Regions from separate parts of the Homo sapiens genome. Here region 1 is linked to region 2. A link is an interaction called in ENCODE POLR2A ChIA-PET data of the cell type or tissue named here. Cell type or tissue: Panc1. All regions are shown on one strand.

Evidence for each region. ChIA-PET counts read pairs that join two places held together with the same protein. Peaks named below come from ENCODE experiments on the same cell type or tissue, not always from the same donor. Only the 100,000 strongest peaks of a DNase experiment are listed, where the experiment ranks them.
Region 1: POLR2A ChIA-PET joins it to region 2 with 5 read pairs; 6 of 35 experiments call an interaction of 5 or more read pairs at or near these places.

The regions. Positions count from the first base shown.
Region 1 is chr17:75,148,887-75,152,886 of GRCh38, reverse strand. All of the region lies in intron 1 of JPT1 (Jupiter microtubule associated homolog 1), which reads left to right. LOC107985034 (a long non-coding RNA gene) reads right to left here. Exons shown (of 2, transcript XR_007065907.1): 2 at 3,854-4,000. Among named protein-coding and RNA genes, the nearest start is that of JPT1, 3.6 kb to the left of the region's middle. In Panc1, no CTCF peak of the experiment used is centred here; no DNase peak of the experiment used is centred here; H3K4me3 peaks cover 2,035 bases; H3K27ac peaks cover 1,471 bases.
Region 2 is chr17:75,298,685-75,302,684 of GRCh38, reverse strand. No RefSeq gene overlaps it. Among named protein-coding and RNA genes, the nearest start is that of SLC25A19, 11 kb to the right of the region's middle. RefSeq lists an enhancer at 1,016-1,516. In Panc1, no CTCF peak of the experiment used is centred here; no DNase peak of the experiment used is centred here.

The sequences.
Region 1 (4,000 bases), 150 kb after region 2:
ATTGGTGATTACTGGGAGGATGGGGTACTTAAGTAGCACAGACCTAGGAAACTGGTCGCTCCCTTTCTGTTTTCTTTCCAATGAGATGATTTCTTCAGAGAACAGGAAGAGATTGAGCCTTGGTTTTTCATTTTGTGTTACGAGGCCAACTTTCTGCCGGTTAGACTTCAGTCGTCGGAATGATAATGTGTAATCTGGGGTTTTATTCTTTGGGGTTGAGTTGATATTAGTGTTTTGTAAAGAATTTCAGTAATTAGGTCAAATGAATCCTCACACTTAGTTTTTCATGTGTACATTTGAAATGTGAGACAAATGAGTTCTGATCCTGTGAAATGAATGTTTAATTCACCTTTCGTCATCAATTTCCCTCCAATATTATGCTCTAGGGACTGTAGTAGCATTGTCATTTTATTGTCTCTCTACCTTCCCTTTTTCTATATTCTCACCTAATTCTCATAAACTTAATTTTGTCCAGTAATGTTCTCCTGGCCCCATAAACTCGTTATAAATTTAGTCTGGTAGGGAATGATCTGCAAAGATATACAGAAACTTCAGGATTTTAAGAGAGAAGAAAGAAAAGGAGCAATTTTTTAAAAATTGCTATTTACAGTACATGGACACATTTTTGTTCAGTCTTAAATATATAATCCTGATTTAGTTGTCGTGTATGATTCTGAAAGAATAGTAGGATCCTAAAACATTGAGATACTTTCTGCCTTATGATCTACATCCTTTGTTTGGGGATATCTCACTATTACAAATGGTCTCTACAACACTGACGTCATCCGAGTTGGTTACTACCTGCTATTGCAGGAGGAACAGAGACCTTTAAAAAGTGGGACTGGTTAGAGTTTTGACTTGCTCTTAAGCTGGTGTTCGGGTACTAGTGTCTTTTTCTTGATTTTTTTTTTTTTTTTGAGACGCAGTTTTGCTCTTTTTGCCCGAGCTGGAGTGCAGTGGCACAATCTCTGCTCACCGCAACCTCTGCTTTCCAGGTTCAAGCGATTCTCCTGCCTCAGCCTCCCGACTAGCCGAGATTACAGGCATGTGCCAAAACGCCTGGCTAATTTTATATTTTTAGTAGAGACGGGTTTTCTCTATGTTGGTCCAGCTGGTCTCGAACTCCTGACCTCAGGTGATCCGCCCGCCTCGGCCTCCCAAAGTGCTGGGATTACAGGCGTGAGCCACTGCGCCCTGCCTTATTTTTTTTAATTAATTTATTTTTTTGAGACAGTCTCACTGTGTTGCCAGGCTGGAGTGCAGTGGCATGATCTCTGGCTCACTGCAACCTCTGCCTCCCGGGTTCAAGCGATTCTTCTGCCTCTGCCTCAGCCTCCTGAATAGTCGGGACTACAGGCATGTGCCACCACGCCCAGCTAATTTTTGTACATTTGTAGTACAGACAGTTTCACCATGTTGGCCAGGATGGTCTTGATCTCTTGACCTTGTGATCTGCCTGCCTTGGCTTCTCAAAGTGCTAGGATTACAGGCATGAGCCACCGCTCCTGACCTTAATTTTATTATTATTATTATTATTATCATTATTATTTTGAGACGGAGTCTCACTCTTTTGCCCAGGCTAGAGTGCAGTGGTGTGATCTTAGCTTACTGTAGGCTCCGCCTCCTACAGGGTTCAAGCGATTCTCCTACCTCAGCCTCCGGAGTAGCTGGGATTACAGGTTCACATCACCACGCCCAGATAGAAGTGCTAAATATTCTTAGAAAAATGTTTCTTGGCCGGGCGCGGTGGCTCACGCCTGTAATCCCAGCACTTTGGGAGGCCGAGGCGGGCAGATCATGAGGTCAGGAGATGGAGACCATCCTGGCTAACACGGTGAAACCCCGTCTCTACTAAAAATAAAAGAGTTAGCCGGGCGTTCCGGCGGGCGCCTGTAGTCCCAGCTTCTCGAGAGGCTAAGGCAGGAGAAAGGTGTAAACCTGGGAGGCGGAGCTTGCAGTGAGCCGAGATCGCACCATTGCAGTCCAGCCTGGGCAACAGAGCAGGATTCTGTCTCAAAAAAAAAAAAAAAAAAAAAAAAGAAAGAAAAATGTTGCTTATTCAAACTGCCTTATGAAGAAACAAAACCAGACCACTCATATCACCAGTAAAGGAATTGAATCAGTAGTTAGAAAGTCTTTCCATATTCTGCAATTACACAGGCAGTAAGAAAACAAAAAAAAGAAGTTAAAAAAAAAGTTGGCTGGGCTGGGTAGCTCATGCCTGTAATCCCAGCACTTTGGGAGGCTGAGGCAGGCGGATCACCTGAGGTCAGGAGTTCAAGACCAGCCTGACCAACATGGTGAAACCCTGTCTTTACTAAAAATACAACAATTAGGCCAGGTGCAGTGGCTCACGCCTGTAATCCCAGCACTTTGGGAGGCCAGGCGGGTGGATCACCTGAGGTCAGGAGTTCGAGACCAGCCTGGCCAACATGGCGAAACCCCGTCTCTACTGAAAATACAAAAATTAGCTGTTTGTGGTGGTGGGCACCTGTAATCCCAGCTACTCAGGGGCTGAGGCAGGAGAATCGCTTGAACCCGGGAGGCGGAGGTTGCAGTGAGCCGAGATTGCACCACTGCACTCTAGCCTGGGCGACAAGAGCGAGATTGTGCCTCAAAAAAAAAAAAGAAAAGAAAAAAAAGTATTTCTATAAAACCACCTGCATTTTCTGTTTTGAGAGGTGGCAAGAGGAGTTAAATTGAGTTTTTCCAAGGAGGAGACAAATTGGTCAACCTATGGCAGAAAGATTTGGAAATGTTAAAAAATATATTACCATGTTGAACAGAAAGCTACAGATGATATTCAAAGGAACACTGATATAGACCATGTCATGGAATCTTATACTTAATTGCTCATACTGACTTTGCCCTCATGGGTAGTTACTTATGTTTATTGTGAGAATAGTGAGGTACAAGTATGTAAATGGCTTTTTAGTGAGGTTGAGATAGAAGAGACTATTATCAGCTCTTCTTGGGCTTCTAAATTGGTCAAGCTGACTTAAGTGTGTGTGTGTGTGTGTGTGTAAGTGTGTAAGTGATTAGAGATGGGGATCTCACTATGTTGCCTAGGCTGGCCTTGAACTCCTGGGCTCAAGCAATCCTCCTGCCTCAGCTTCCAGAATGGCTGGGACTATAGGGGCCTGCTACTGATCGTGCCCAAGTTATTTATCTAGTTGAAAATAAGAAGGAAGTGATTTTTTAAAATTTATTTACTTTTTTTGGCTGGGCGTGGTGGCTCATGCCTGTAATCCTAGCACTTTGGGAGGCCGAGGTGAGTGGATCATGAGGTCAGGAGATCAAGAGCATCCTGGCTAACACGGTGAAACCCCGTCTCTACTAAAAATACAAAAAATTAGCTGGGCGTGGTGGCGGGCGCCTGTAGTCCCAGCTATCCGGGAGGCTGAGGCAGGTGAATGGCGTGAACCCGGGAGGTGGAGCTTGCAGTGAGCTGAGATCGCGCCACTGCACTCCAGCCTGGGCGACAGAGGGAGACTCCGTCTCAAAAAAAAAATTTATTTACTTTTTACATTTTGAGACAGAGTCTTGCTCTGTCACACAGGCTGGAGTTCAGCGGTGTGAACACAGCTCACTGCAGCCTTGACCTCCCGGCCGAAACGATCCTTCTGTCTCAGAGTCCAGTGTAGCTGGGACCACAGGCATGCGCCACTACGCTTGGCTAATTTTTAATTTTTTTTTTATAGAGACACGGGGTCTTGCCATGTTGCCCAGGCTGGTCTTGAACTCCTAGGCTCAAGTGATGATCCTGCCTTGGCCTCCTAGGGTGCTGGGATTACAGGTGTGTGCCACTGTGCCTGGAAATGATTTTTAAATGAATAATAACAAGAAATACTTCTAAACTTCTTTGAAAGTATATTCAGCCAAGCCCAGTAGAGTAAGGTCCATTAGATCTTTTGCCATTTCTGAAAAGGGGACACCAACCAGGCTGTTATTTATGATGAGTTCCATGCTGTTTCAGCTGCCTTGTGTGATCGATGACCTT
Region 2 (4,000 bases):
ATCCAGGAGGCGGAGGTTGCAGTGACCCGAATCGCATCATTGCACTCCAGCCTGGGCGACAAGAGCGAAACTCCATCTGGAAAAATAAAATAAAATAAAATATCCAGCCTAATGCCAGAGGAATCATATACTTCCTCAATAGATGTTTCTCTTCATCTATCCATCTGGGCAGACATGTTTTCTGCCACCTTCCCCCCTCTTCTTCCATAGTAGGAAAATGCCCAATTATTATTATTATTGACAAGGTCTCACTCTTTCATCCAGGCTGGAGTGCAGTGGCACAATCTTGGCTCACTGCAACCTCCGCCTCCCGGGTTCAAGCAATTCTCTTGCCTCAGCCTCCCAGGTAGCTGGGATTACAGGCACCCACCGCCACGCCCAGCCAATTTTTGTATTTTTAGTAGAGACGGGGTTTCACCGTATTGGCCAAGGTAGTCTTGAACTCCTGACCTTAAGTGATCCACCCACCTCGGCCTCCCAAAGTGCTGGGATTACAGGTGTGAGCCACCATGCCCAGCCAGAGAATACCCAATTTTTAGCTTGCATATGACTACCCAGAGTAAAGACCACCTGTCCCAGCTACTGACATTTAGGTGCAGCCATGTGACTCAGCTCTGGCCAATAGGATTCAAGTAAAATTTTCATATGACGGCCCCAGATAACCTTCCTGGAACCCCTTTCTCTTGCAATCATGTCTCCATCCTGTTGCTTCACTACCCATGTGATGTCTGGAGCTCTGGCTGCTGACACTGATGGCCACACCCTAGGGCAGCGGTCCCCAACCTTTTTGTCACCGGTTGCATGGAAAACAATTTCCCACGGTGGAGGGGGAACGGTTTTGGGATGAAACTGTTCCACCTCAGATCATCAGGTATTAGATTCTCATAAGGAGCGTGGAACCTAGATCCCTCGCGTACGCAGTTCACGTAGGGTTCGTGCTCCTGTGAGAATCTAGTGCCGCCGCTGATCTGACAGGAGGCGGTAATGCTTGCTCGCCCGCCATCATCTCCTGCTGTGGGGCCCAGCTCCTTACAGGCCACAGACCCGTACTGGGTTGGGTCCTTCTGCCCTAAGGGTTGTGGCATGGTGGGCTGGAAGGGGCCAGTGCTCTGCTCCTGGGAAGTTGATGGAGACAGTGGCTGAACCAGCCCTGGTGAGCTTACTGTGGACTTTGATGAATTCAAGCCACTATTGTGGGGCTCTGTCACTTTCAGGGCAGCTGAATCTAGTCCTGATACCCCATCATTCATGTCTGCCTACCAAGCAGCCAATCCCCACAGTCCCTGACATCTCCAGAATCCCCACCGCAAAGGGGAGCAAAGAAAAGACGTCTGTGGACATTTCCCATCTTTCTCTACTCAACCCTGCTACGTACGTAGTTCTCCACTCCCACGATTCCCTGTCTATAAATACTTTCATGGGGTGGAGGCAGATGAGGATGTGGAAGGGGGAAATCACTTCACTCTGAGCCATGCTGGGTGGTGTGTCATCTCCATCCCTGCACTCTAGTGTCTACTGAGCCGTCGAACACAGGCCCAGGTGCTGGAGACAGAGATGCATAAGAAAGTTACCAAACACCAGCCCTCAGGAAGCCGGAGATACCGTGGCAGATACTGAGCAGTAATCCATCCCAGAAGGCAGCGGGGCAAGGAGAGCAGAGGGGAGGCCGACTTGGATGGGGTCAGGAGAGACTTCAGAGAGACGGTGACTCCAGAACTGAGGCGTGGGGAAAGGAGGGAAAAAGGCTCATGCAGAAGCATGTGAGCATCCACCAAAGAAAAAACATCGAGTGTCAGCGGGGATGGCGAGAAACTGGAACCGCAGACCTCGCTGGTGGGAATGTATTAATAAGATGGTGCTGGCCAGGTGCAGTGGTTCACACCTGTAATCCCAGCACTTGGGGAGGCCGAGGCGGGTGGATCACTTGAGGTCAGGAGTTCGAGACTGGCCTGGCCAACAGGGTGAAACCCTGTCTCTACCAAAAATCTGAAAATTAGCTTCATGTGGTGGCGGGTGCCTGTAATCCCTCCCCACCCTCGGGAGGCAGGGGCAGGAGAATTGCTTGAAGCTGGGAGGCGGAGGTTGCAGCGAGCCAAGATGGTACCACTGCACTCCAGCCTGGGCAACAAGAGCAAAACTCTGTCTCAAAAAAAAAAAAAAAAAAAGCTCTGGAATTGGATAGCGGTGATGATTGCACAATATACTAAACAAACCCCACGAAGCTGTATATTTTTAAACATACAGTTTTTTGATGTTTTTTAATGTTATGTGAATTATATCTTAATACAAATAAGCTTTAAAAATCATTATGAGCCAGGTGCAGTGGCTCATGCCTGTAATCCAAGCAGTTTGGAAGGCTGAGACGGGAGGATTGCTTGATCCCAGGAGTTGGAGACCAACCTGGACAACATAGGAAAACCTCATCTCTACAAATAATAAAATAAAAATTAGCCAGGCATGGTGGTACACACCTGTGGTCCCAGTTATTCAGGAAGCTGAGGTGGGAGAATTGCATGAGTCTGGGCCGTCAAGGCTGCAATAAATCGTGATCATGCCACTGCACTGCCACTGGGCAACAGAGGAGGATCTCATCTCAAAAAAGAAAAAAAAGATTGTGATACAACCAACAAAAGTTATACTTTATGAAAAACTTAAAAAACATGGAAAACATCATCATAGTACAATGTTAAATGAAAGCGCATAATCTTACATGTACAGTAGGATTATAATTGTGTTAAAAACAAAAACACATCACTTAAATACAGGAAAAGCCCAGTGGAAAGAAATGTATCAATACTGGGACAGGAGAAAATCTGTTTCTGTCTTGGGAGTAATGACATGACCACCCTGCCTGATTTGCTATGGATTTGAGGAGGCTTTAGGCCCATTTTCTCATAGCCTGCTTCTTAGATTTGGAGCTCCCAAAAGTAGTCAACTTTTTTTTTTTTTTTTTTTTTCAGATGGAGTCTCACTCTGTCATCCAGGCTGGAGTGCAGCGGTGCGATCTCAGCTCACTGCAAGCTCCACCTCCCGGGTTCACACCATTCTCCTGCCTCAGCCTCCCAAGTAGCTGGGACTACAGGTGCCCTCCACCACGCCCAGCTAATTTTTTGTATTTTTAGTAGAGACGGGGTTTCACCATGTTAGCCAGGATGGTCTTGATCTCCTGACCTCATGATCCTCCTGCCTCGGCCTCCCAAAGTGCCGGGATTACAGGCGTGAGCCACCTCGCCCGGCCCATTTTTTGTTTTTGAGACGGGGTCCTGCACTCCCAGGCTGGAGTGCAGTGGCATGATTTTGGCTCACTGTAGCCTTGACCTCCCAGGCTCAAGAGAACCTTCCACCTCAGCCTCCCAAGGAGCTAGGACTACAGGCGCGTGCCACACATCCAGCGGTTTTTTTTTTTTTTTTTTTTTGGTAGAAACAAAGTCTCACTATTGTTGCCCAGGCTGGTCTTGAACTCCTGGGCTCAAGTAATCCTCCTGCCTCAGCCTTCCAAAGTGCTGGGAGAGGTAGTCATCCTTGAGTCAGGAACCGTAAATTGTCACGGAAGAAGACGTGGTCTGTGGCTAGGCGCGGTGGTTCACGCCTGGAATCCCAGCACTTTGGGAGGCCGAGGAAGGCAGATCACCTGAGGTTAGGAGTTCGAGACCAGCCTTGCCAACATGGTGAAACTCTGTCTCTACTAATAATAAAAAATTAGCTGGGTGTGGTGGCGCGTGCCTGTAATCCCAGCTACTCAGGAGGCTGAGGCAGGAGAACTGCTGAAACTTTGGAGACAGAGGTTGCAGTGAGCCAAAACCGCTGCCACTACATTCCAGCCTGGGCTACAGAGCGAGACTCTGTCTCAAAAAATAAAAAATAAAAGAAGACATGGTTTGCGGTGGATGTGGGACATGTCAACCCTTCCACACACAGACACCTCTACCTTCACGACAGGGCTGCACTCTGTTCTCTGTGTGCATTTGATGGCAGGCAGGGTGAAGATGGGCTTCCCACA